Regions from separate parts of the Homo sapiens genome. Here region 1 is linked to region 2. A link is a loop called in an ENCODE intact Hi-C map of the cell type or tissue named here. Cell type or tissue: endothelial cell of umbilical vein. All regions are shown on one strand. Links, peaks and the distances in the headings refer to the core of each region. The heading gives the core; the rest is flanking DNA.

Region 1 (5,380 bases), core at 285-5,284, 970 kb after region 2:
CTCTTTAAGACTGAAAATTACCTTTAGATGTCTTTATTGGTATACTAAAGGAAATTGGAGCCCTAACGATGTATTTATTACATGCTTACAACATGCCAGACATTGAGCTTTACATGAGCATCTCTTTTAATCCTCTCAACAACTCTACGTTACAGATAAGAAAACTGAGGCTCAAAAAGATGAAATGAATTGTCCAAGGTCACAGAGCTGGGTAGTGGTAATACCAAGATTTGAACTCAGGCATGTTGGTCTCCATCACGCATACTCTTAGTAGAATTTGCCTATAATCATTTTTATGATAATGGGAGGAAAAAACACCCAAATAATGCCCCAGCCAAACCAAAGCTTTAGTCTGTTTTTAATAATTTGTGGTAGCTATGGGGAGTGCGCTGGGGAGTACACTGCTCAAATCTCCCTTTGAGCGAGTGCCTCTGTGAGGAGTGTAGCTAGCTGACCATGTCCGGCAGCAGCAACTTCAGAATCCACCACAGTATTCTCACCAAGAGCATAGTCTCTTTGGGACACTCCCAGCCAATGACTGTGCTCATGGGAGATCTAGAACCAGGTCATTCCTGTCCAATGAGGCCTGTCCAATGTGAGCCTCCTCCAATGAGCAGTCTCTGTTCTGGGTGTCCCCACTAGCACAGCTGAGATTTTCTGAGCTGCACAGAGCTAAGTTTCTTCCTACCCTATCCTCCTTCCTCCTACTTGCCCTGCACCTGACTCAGGTTCTCTCCCTCTTCCCTTTCCCCCCTACATTCATTTCCCCCTGTACCTCCTGCCAGCTGATTCCTAGAGGGCCCACTGCGATATACCTTTCCTCAAAGACATTACATCTTTGTGGCTTTCCTATGAATACTCTTCAGAGTTTCTATATTTCTCTTTGCCCTAGAATGGGACATAATGCTATAGTCTGACCAGAAATGAGCAGCAGTGATACTGGTCCAGTGTCATATTCATGCTATGGGCCATGGGCACACCCTCTGGTCCAGTCCTCAACAGATCAGCCAAACCTGTACATACTCAGTTGTAAAGTATTCATTTGTCATCTGAGTTGCACTGTTAATATTCTTCACTTATTACTCCTGTTCCCTTCCCTGGACAGGACACAAAGAACAGGGTCTCATATGTCTATATTTCTGTCAATCCTGAATAACCAACATTACTTTTATTAATGTATTTTATTGAGCCTGAGACTCTATCAGTTATAATACATGCCATTTTTAATGTAGCACTAAGAAGTAAAAAGATATTGGCCGAGTGTGGTGGCTCACACCTGTAATCCCAGCACTTTGGGAGGCCAAGGCAGGCAGATCACTTGAGGTCAGGAGTTTAAGACCAGCCTGGCCAACATGGCAAAATCCCATCTCTCCTAAAAATACAAAAATTAACCGAGCATGGTGGCGTATGCCTGAAGTCCCAGCTACTTGGGAGGCTAAGGCACAAGAATCGCTTGAACCCGGGAGGCCGAGGTTGCAGTGAGTCGAGATTGCGCCATTGCACTCCAGCCTGGGTGAGCAAGTGAGACTCTGTATCAAAACAAAAAACAAAGATACTACCAATTAAACGATGACATGCCATTGATTATAAGATGACCTCAGATGTAAATGTGAGGGAGAAAACATGTGCCGAATAGTCTTTGTTCCTACAGATGCACTCTCCACCCTTCTCCATCTACCCTGCTCTGGGCCCAGAAGGTTGACCACTAAGCACTGTAGCACCCAGATGCCCTTGTCTCTGGCTTCTAATCAGGTTCAGTCCATGGAAAGGGGAAACAGAAGGTCGGAGGGTAGCTGGAGAGAGAGCTTAAGGTATTTATTCTCTTGGGTCCCTCCCTATAGACCAAGGTTTTGACAATGGTTACATTTTAGGTACCTAAGACTATAGTTCCTGTTGAGAGACCCTTTCCCCCACAGTTCTGAGTTTGATCTCTCTCTCTTTCTCTGGGTTCTGGAAGCCACTCCTGCCCTTCCCGCTTTGGGTCCAGGGCTGATAATATCATCTCCCTATTACAGTCCGAGGTGTCCCACTGTGACTTATTAGCCCCTGAATTAGTTTCCTAGGGCTGCCTTAACAAAGTACCACAATCCACATGGCTTAAACCAAGGGAAATTTATCCTCTCACAGTTCTGGAGGTTAGAAGCCTGGAATCAAGCTGCCAGCAAGGCCATGCTCTCTCTGCATGAAGACTAGGGAAGACTCCTTCCTAAGACTATTCTGGTCCTGGTGGTTGCTGGCAATTTGTGGCATTAATCAGCTTGTAGATACATAATTGCAGTATCTGCCTCCTTCTTCACGTGGCCTTCCCCCTCTGTGTCTTTTCTCTTCTTATAAGGACTCCAGTCAAAAATGGATTTGGGGCTTACCCTGCTTTAGTATGACCTGATCTTAATTAATTACAAAGACCCTATTTCAATATAAGGTCACATTTTGGGGTTCTGAGAAGGATGTGGATCTTTGGAGGCCTATTCACCCCAGTACAGTCCCTTATTCTATACTCTTGTAAATAGTTTCTTCATTAAACTCCAGTTACCCCCTTCTGAGTGTGCAGTATGGGGACACTGATGATACAAAGTATACCTTAGAATCAATAAATACAGTATTTTTGACTAACAGGAACTGCACTAGAATCTTATATTAGTTAAGGTAAATGATAATCTCAGAATACAGGGGCTTAAATAAGAAATACAGTTGAATCTCACTATTTGCAGTAGTGATGTTCTGTAAAGTCAGTGTGAACACTGACTTAGCAAATACAGAACCACTGCTCCTGGGGAATATAGAAGATTAGGTTCCTATGAGCCTTTGGTCACAACATTTTTCATCAACCATTCAATCACAATTTGTTTTATGGGTTTTTCTGTTTAAGGACACCTTACTTAATATATACTGTTGACTCGTTAACGTTGAACACTGTGACTCATGCCTGTGACTCATGCCTGAAGGAAGTTTAGCAACACATGTATTTTCTCTTTAAAGCACATCACAGTTTCCTGTGCTTAGGAACACAAGATAACACTTTAGCACTGTGTTTGGGGGCCATTTTAAACTGAGAAATTACTAACAAAGAGCACAAAAGTGCAAAAAATGTGGCTCTAAATAAACCATGATAAAGAGACTTATTTACAGTATTAGAACTGAAGCAAAAAGGCAGAGTGATGCCTTCTTTGACCTCAGCTGGGAACAAGCATGTTGGATGACAAATTTTTCACCACTCTCTGCAGGTGTGTATCCACCAATGATTGCAAAGGCACAATGAGTATTGCTTTTGGAGTTACCAATAAATTTTAGCAAGTAGGGAAAATCACAAATACAGAATCCACAAATAATGAGTATTTATTGTACATTTTGTTTTTCTCTCATATAAAGGTCTAGCCTATGCAGAGTGGTGAGGCAGTTTTCCACCAGGTTGTTCAGGAACTCAGATTCCTTCCATCTTGTTACACTGTCATCCTCTAGGGTAATGTATTCCTCTGCATGGTTAAAGTTGAATTGCAAGAGCATCTAAGTCCCACCTCTTAGAGAGGAGAAAGGAAAGTTCAAGGCAAGCAATATCTTTTAAAGCACATTGAAATTGAAGTTGCATTTGGAAAAAATTTGGTCATTTTTATCACACCTCTCTGCAAGAAAGGCTAGAAAATGTATCTGGCTAGGTGGCATGCACTCAGGGAAAAAAAGGTGAGACTAGATTTGGGGTGAATAACTGGCAGTTTACCACCAAGAGCCGTGAAGAAACTCTCATCCTGAAACGCCTGCAATGCTGTATCGTAGAAAGCCTGGGGAGAGCTGGCTTCTGTTCTAGCTCTGCCACTACCTTCTCTAATATGTGCATTTAATGCTCTATATTTATCTCTAAGTAATGCTTTAGCTACAATAGACAAATTTTGATATGTCCTATGTTCCTTTAGTGCAAAAGTGTTTTTTTTTCCTTTTTTTTTTCTTTTTGAGACGGAGTCTTGCTCTTTCACCCAGGCTGGAGCACAGTGGCGTGATCTCGGCTCACTGCAAGCTCCGCCTCCCAGGTTCATGCCATTCTCCTGCCTCAGCCTCCTGAGAAACTGGGACTACAGGCGCCCGCCACCAAGCCTGGCTAATTTTTTGTATTGTTAGTAGAGATGGGGTTTCACCGTGTTAGCCAGGATGGTCTCGATCTCCTGACCTCGTGATCCGCCAGCCTCGGCCTCCCAAAGTGCTGGGATTACAGGCGTGAGCCACCGCGCCTGGCAAAAGTTTTTTTTTTTTTTTTTCTTAAATTTTTTGTAGATACAGGGTTTTGCCGTGTTGTCTAGGCTGGTCTCGAATTCCCGGGCTCAAGCGATCTGCCCGCCCTGGCCTTCCAAAGTGCTGGAATTACAGACATGAGCCACCGTGCCAGGCCAACATTTTATATTCTTTTTTTTTTTTTTTTTTTTGAAACGGAGTTTCACTCTTGTCGCCCAGGCTGGAGTGCAGTGGCACTATCTCAGCTCACTGCAACCTCCACCTCCCCAGTTCAAGTGATTCTCCTGCCTCAGCCTCCTGAGTAGCTGGGACTACAAGCCCCCATCACCACGCCCAGCTAATTTTTATATTTTTGGTAGAGACGGGATTTCACCACTTGGCCAGGCTGGTCTCAAACTCCTGAGCTCAGGTGATCTGCCCGTCTCGGCCTCCCAAAGTGGTGGGATTACAGGCGTGAGCCATGAGCCACCGTGCCCGGCCACTTTTTTTGTTGTTGTTGTTGCAGTCTCGCTCTGTTGCCCAGGCTGGAATGCAATGGCGTGATCTTGGCTCACCACAACCTCTGCCTCCCAGGTTCAAGTGATTCTCCTGCCTCAGCCTCCCGAGTAGCTGGGATTACAGGCATACACCACCATGCCCAGCTAATTTTGTATTTTTGGTAAAGTTGGGGTTTCTCCATGTTGGTCACGCTGGTTTAGAACTTCTGACCTCAGGTGATTCGCCTGCCTCAGCCTCCCAAAGTGCTGGGATTACAGGCGAATTTTTATATTTTAAGTACAGACAGGGTTTCACCTTGTTGGCCAGGCTGGTCTCAAACTCTTGTCCTCAAGAGATCCGCCTGCCTCAGCTTCCCAAAGGCTGGGATTACAGGTGTGAGCCACCGCACCCGGCCCGACATTTTATATTCTATTTTCTTTTCTTTTCTTTTTTTTTTTTTTTTGAGACGAAGTCTCCTCTGTTGCCCAGGCTGGAGTGTAGTGGTGCCATCTTGGTTCACTGCAACCTCCGCCTCCCCAGTTCAAGCTATTCTCCTGGCTCAGCCTCCTGAGTAGCTGGGATTACGGGCACGTGCCACCATGCCTGGCTAATTTTTGTATTTTTAGTAGAGATGGGGTTTCACCATGTTGGTCAGGCTGGTCTCGAACTCCTGACCTCATGA
Region 2 (5,380 bases), core at 236-5,235:
ATCTTGGGCTCTTCAAAAAGGTAAATGACTAGAAAAACAAAACAAAAAAGAAGTGAGGAATTGTTCTCTCTTTGATTAAAAGAGAAGAAAGAGCATGAACCTTGGTGGGATCCTGTAATTCAAGACACAAAAGCTGTAAAATACATTTTGAGGACAACTGGAGAAGTATGGAAGGTATTTTAGACAATATTATTAACTGAGTGATGATTTTCTTATGCATGATGATGGTTTTGTGGTAATGGAGGAGAATGTCCTTATTGTTAGGAGATGTATTCTGAAGTATGTAGGAATGACCTATGATGCTTTCAAATGGTTCAGCAAAAGAGGTATGCATGTGTGTAGAAAGAGAGAAAGATGAGAGAGAGTACAACTGTAAAATATTAACAATTAGCGAATCTAGGTGACAGTGCTCATTCTACTATTCATTCAACTTTCTGTATATCTCAAAATTTAAACATGAATAAAACATTTTAGTAAAACAGACACCCTAGCACGTAAGTTTCACGAAGCAAGAGATGTTTGTTTCTCCCACTGATGTAGACCAAGTGCTGAGAGCAGTCCCCAGCACATAGTAGGCACTCAGTAAAAACGTGTTTAAACGGAAAGCAAAAAAGGAGGTGGCCCCAGCATGGGGTCAGAGGGAGGGAAGGGACAGAAGCCAAGAAGTGGGCAAGTCTGCTGGCACACCACCCTGACATCAGTGTTTTTCAGAGGCTTCCCTAGAGCCACAGGAATGCTACAGAATAAGGCTCCTGTGGACAGTGCCCTCTCAGCTGCACCTGCTTTTGGTGCAGGCAGCTGGGCAGAAGATTAGGTAGAGAAGACTCACCCAGCCAGAATGTCTTACCCATGTCCCCACCCACCACGATCGATCTGGAAATGGCATGGAGATGTTTCTGATGAGAGTATAAAAATGTAGGCATCCGTCAGCTCGCACTGGTTCAGCCATCCTATGTATACAAGGGAAAGCTTGAATATATGTGAAACCTCAGGGATTATGAGATCCATTAGAACCCACTTAATATTATGATGCAAATGGTGAGATTGAAGGTCTTACAATTAGGCAAGAGCTGACTGCTTTCTTCATTTGATTTTCTTTAATGGCACCAAAATAATATACTGTTTTTGAAAAGACGAGTTTTCTAAGATTCTACTAGTTGATGATTTATTATCTCATTTCCAAATTCCAGGGTTAAGGAAACATGTATATTAAGAAATGGCTAAAATATGAATGAAGCACAAATGCTCTGGGAGGCTGATGGAGGAGGAGGAGGGTACCAGGGTGGGTGTGCGAGGTCATGGTCCAGCTGAAGGCCAATGAACCGAAGGTTTCTTTATTTTCTCCTCTTTTTCTTTTTATCTTTCTTTTCTCACTTTCTTTCAATGTCTCTTTTCTTCTTTCCTCCCTCTTTGCTTCCTCTCACCCTTCTTTCTTCTCTTCCTTCCTTCCCTCCTACCTTCCTCCCTTCCATCCCCCGATTTTAAAAACCACAGTGATTGAAACTAAAGAGCTGGCCTACGCACCTCAGGGCTGAGGACTTGTTAGCTCTCCTTGCCTCCTGGCAACCATGCCCCTTCTAATAGTGACTGGTTGAGAAAGAGGCTCAGAGTCTTTTAGCTAGAATAATCCCCTCAGGCATGTCATCTCTTTCCAGTGCAGACCTGCAAGGGAGGTGATCTTATTCCCACTGAGAAGGAGCCTGGCAGTGCTTCTAAACTGAATTCTCATAAGAAAGGGAAGAGCCTGTTTGCAAAAACATACTCTTTTGCTGCCAACACAAGCAGATCTTTTAGGGAGGAGGGGAACTGTAACCCCTCCAAGATCTTTGCTCTCCTTCAGAGCCAAGGCTCTCAGGTTTCACAAAGGAATTTATAGAGCAGACTGACGCCTCTGGGGTTGGAATCAGCTCAGGACTAAGTGGAGAATGAGGAGAGGGACAGGCACCCTTCTCTGCTCTGTGCAGGCTGGGGATTGTTTACCAGGGGATGAAAAGGTCCTCTCCCTGAAAAGGAATGTTTGGCAAGGAAATGACTTCTGGAGGCACAACTGAATGGCTCCCCAGGGAATCAGTTTGGGTTAGTTACAGATCAGACCCACCACCCTGGACAAATCTCACTGGGCAGGGGCGGCGGGGCTGTGATTACAAGAGCTTGGGGATGTTTAAAGCAACTCCTGCCTTCAAAAGACAGCTGTCCTCTTTTCCAGATAAGTTCTGTATGGTAAAAGAAGGAAAAGGAAAAAAAATAGAGGTTAGAAATCATATTGAAAAATTAAAGGAATGTTTGATTTGTCCATAAGAATTTCCTGACTGTGCCACTTTGCTCAGCGCTTGTCCTAGGTCCTTCCAATATCACATTTAGTGGGTAGTGAGAAGGCGTGGAGTAAGTGACTCTGGTTGCTGACATTCACACTTGGATGAAGTGGAGAAAGATGATGTCCTTCCTTATTTGGTGGCTCTGGAAGCCACATTCCCTCCTCATCCGCCTTCCCAAAAGAACCTTGTGGCTGCCCAGCGGAAGCCAGTGCTTTCAGCAGCCCCCACCCTTGGCATTTCCTTATCTAGGAGTCTTCACTGTGGAATTCCAAGGCCCACCCCAATGCTCCGGATGTGTTTCAATCCATGGCCTGCCACTTTGTTACTCTTGTGATGACAAGCAGATAACATAGCTCACATGCCTTCTTTTCCTGCATACCAACCAGACCCCAGTTCTGAAAAGGAAACAAACCACAAACCAAGAGAGATGTGTTATTTTTATGCAGACATTGTTAAGACACTGCAATAAGCCTAGAATTGTGGAGAGTGCTTTCCCATGTTGCTCCAGTTAATCCCCTCAGTCACTCTGGCATTTATACAAATGAGGAAACCAGTGAGTGTGGAGGTTAAATAGTCAAGGTCTCATAGCAAGTGTGTGTGTGTGCATGTATGTGTGTGTATCTTGGGGGGTGAGGGTTGCCAATTCAAAGTCCAGAATGACTCCAAGTCCACAGCACCTTTGTTGCAGTTAAATGCCTTTACAACTAAGCGTGACCCCTTTGGCAATCACTACTAAGAGGCTTTACCAACTTCTGACACTGTTAACTTCAAGACAAATATGCTTTTTTCAAGACATGGCATCAAAAACTGTATTTCTGTTATTCCTCATCACCATGGTTACAACCACAACTCATCTGTAATTTTCAAAGACCCTGCATCAGAGAAACAACAAAAATGTGGAGAAAATATTTGCTGAACATGTCAGTAAATAAATAAGTATAAAATATGAAAGTGGCCAGAATATACCCAAATCAATAAATATGAATGAGTTAAATGCCTCTTTTGAAAGACAGATAATGGCCGGGTGCGGCGGCTCACGCCTGTAATGCCAGCACTTTGGGAGGCTGAGGCAGGTGAATCACAAGATCAAGAGATCGAGACCATCCTGGCTAACACGGTGAAACCCCAACTCTACTAAAAATACAAAAAAATAGCCGGGCGTGGTGGCAGGTGCCTGTAGCCCCAGCTACTCGAGAGGCTGAGGCAGAAGAATGGCGTGAATCCGGGAGGTGGAGCTTGCAGTGAGTCGAGATCGCACCACTGCATTCCCTCCTGGGCAACAGTGCGAGACTCCATCTTTAAAAAGAAAGAAAAAGAGAAAGAGAGAAAGAAAGAAAGAGACAGATATTCTTAAAATCCAACAATTCCGCTTCTGGGTGTATACCCAAAAGAATTGAAAGCAGAGTCTTGAACAGATATTTGCACACCCATATTCATAGCACCATTATTCACAATAGCCAAAGTATGGAAGAAACCCAAGTGTTCATTGACAGATGAATGAACAAGCAAAATGTGGTATTTACACACAATAGAATATTATTCAGCCTTAAAAAGGAAGGAAATGCTGACATATGCTACTACATGGATGAACCTTGAGGGCATTATGCTAAGTGAAATAAACCAAAAAGACAAATACTGTATGATTCCACTTACATGAGGTACTTAGAGCATTCGAAATCATAGAGACAGAAAGTAGAGTGATGATTGCCAGGAGCCGGAGGGAGGGGGAAATAGAAAGTTATAAGAGTTTAGAATTTCAGTTTTACAAAGTGAAAAGAGTTATGGACATGGATAATGGTGGTGGATGCACACTATGAATGCATTTAATACAATTGAAATATACTCTTAAAATGGTTAAGATAGTAAATTTTTTGGGGGGAGGAACTGGAACCCTAAAAATGAAAGAAAAATGAATTTTCTTAGAAAGATACTCTTATATGATGTAAAACAATACAAACAATAAAAGTCTATGCCATTTATAAGAGATATACCAGGATGACACTGGACGGTTGAAAATAAAGGGATAGACAAAGGGACACCATGTAAATGCTACCAAAATATGCAGAAGGGACAGTATCAGTGCCAGACAAAATCAAATTCAAAGCAAAAAGCACTAAATGGGACAAAGAAGACTGAAAGACATAATCCAACAAGAAGTTATACTAATAATTAATTTTTGTGCAATAAACAACATAGCATCGAAATATATAAACACCAAGTCTGTGTACTTAGGCATCCTAAGAATGGGTAAATATAGTAAAAAGTACTGTTTTGGCCTGATAGGAACTTGCTGTCTCTTCCAGTGGATAATTTGTCTGTAGTGTATTTAAAGCAGGGAGCTTAAGCTCAGACTTCCAGATTGGAAAGTTTCTAAGTATTTCAGGGAGAGGTTATTTATGCTGTATGAGTATTTTACGTCAGGGAAGCATTATAACAAATAGACCATAAAAATCATACCACATCCAAAGGAAAAACAAAAAGCCACAGAAGGTTCTTGGAGTGTCTCTTCAGGAAATCCTCCACACTCAAGGCTCTTGCCAGTTAGGGTAACGTGTCCATAAATTTCCTCTAACAAACCCATTCCAGCATCAGAAAATGACAAATCAATCAAATTTTGGGGGATTGATAGCTAAACTCTTCCAGGACTGTGGGCATAAATCCAGGAAAGGAATTTATGCCAAAAATTGAACCCTTTCCTGACAGAAATGGAAACGCAGACAGAAATAAAACCAGTTACTTCATTTCAACTCATATCTACCACGTTTTAGGCAAGACAGTGAGGATACAGCTTACAGCTTCTCACAGGTAAGATAAAATTTCTAGCAAAAGTAAGGTGCTGGCCAGGCACAGTGGCTTACACCTGTAGTCTTGGAGCTTTGGGTAGTTGAGCTGGAGGATCCTTTGAGGCCAGAAGTTCAAGACCAACTTGGGCAACATGGTGAAACCTCATCTCTACAAAAAGTAAGATAAAATAAAATATTAGCTGAGTATGGTGGTGCATGCCTGTAGTCCCTGCTACTCGAGATGCTGAGGTGGGAGGGGGATCACTCAAGCCCAGGAGTTCA

What was found. Hi-C counts contacts between places; a loop is a spot of excess contacts. Peaks named below come from ENCODE experiments on the same cell type or tissue, not always from the same donor. Only the 100,000 strongest peaks of a DNase experiment are listed, where the experiment ranks them.
Region 1: it touches region 2 in a loop (6-fold over the local background); 1 of 110 quality-filtered maps calls a loop at or near these places.

The regions. Positions count from the first base shown.
Region 1 is chr10:91,899,045-91,904,424 of GRCh38, forward strand. No RefSeq gene overlaps it. Among named protein-coding and RNA genes, the nearest start is that of FGFBP3-AS1, 6.4 kb to the right of the region's middle. In endothelial cell of umbilical vein, for the core only: no CTCF peak of the experiment used is centred there; a DNase peak (open chromatin) is centred at 2,927; H3K27ac peaks cover 1,982 bases.
Region 2 is chr10:90,928,676-90,934,055 of GRCh38, forward strand. No RefSeq gene overlaps it. Among named protein-coding and RNA genes, the nearest start is that of ANKRD1, 10 kb to the left of the region's middle. RefSeq lists an enhancer at 1,589-2,242. In endothelial cell of umbilical vein, for the core only: no CTCF peak of the experiment used is centred there; DNase peaks (open chromatin) are centred at 1,856 and 2,756; H3K27ac peaks cover 4,896 bases.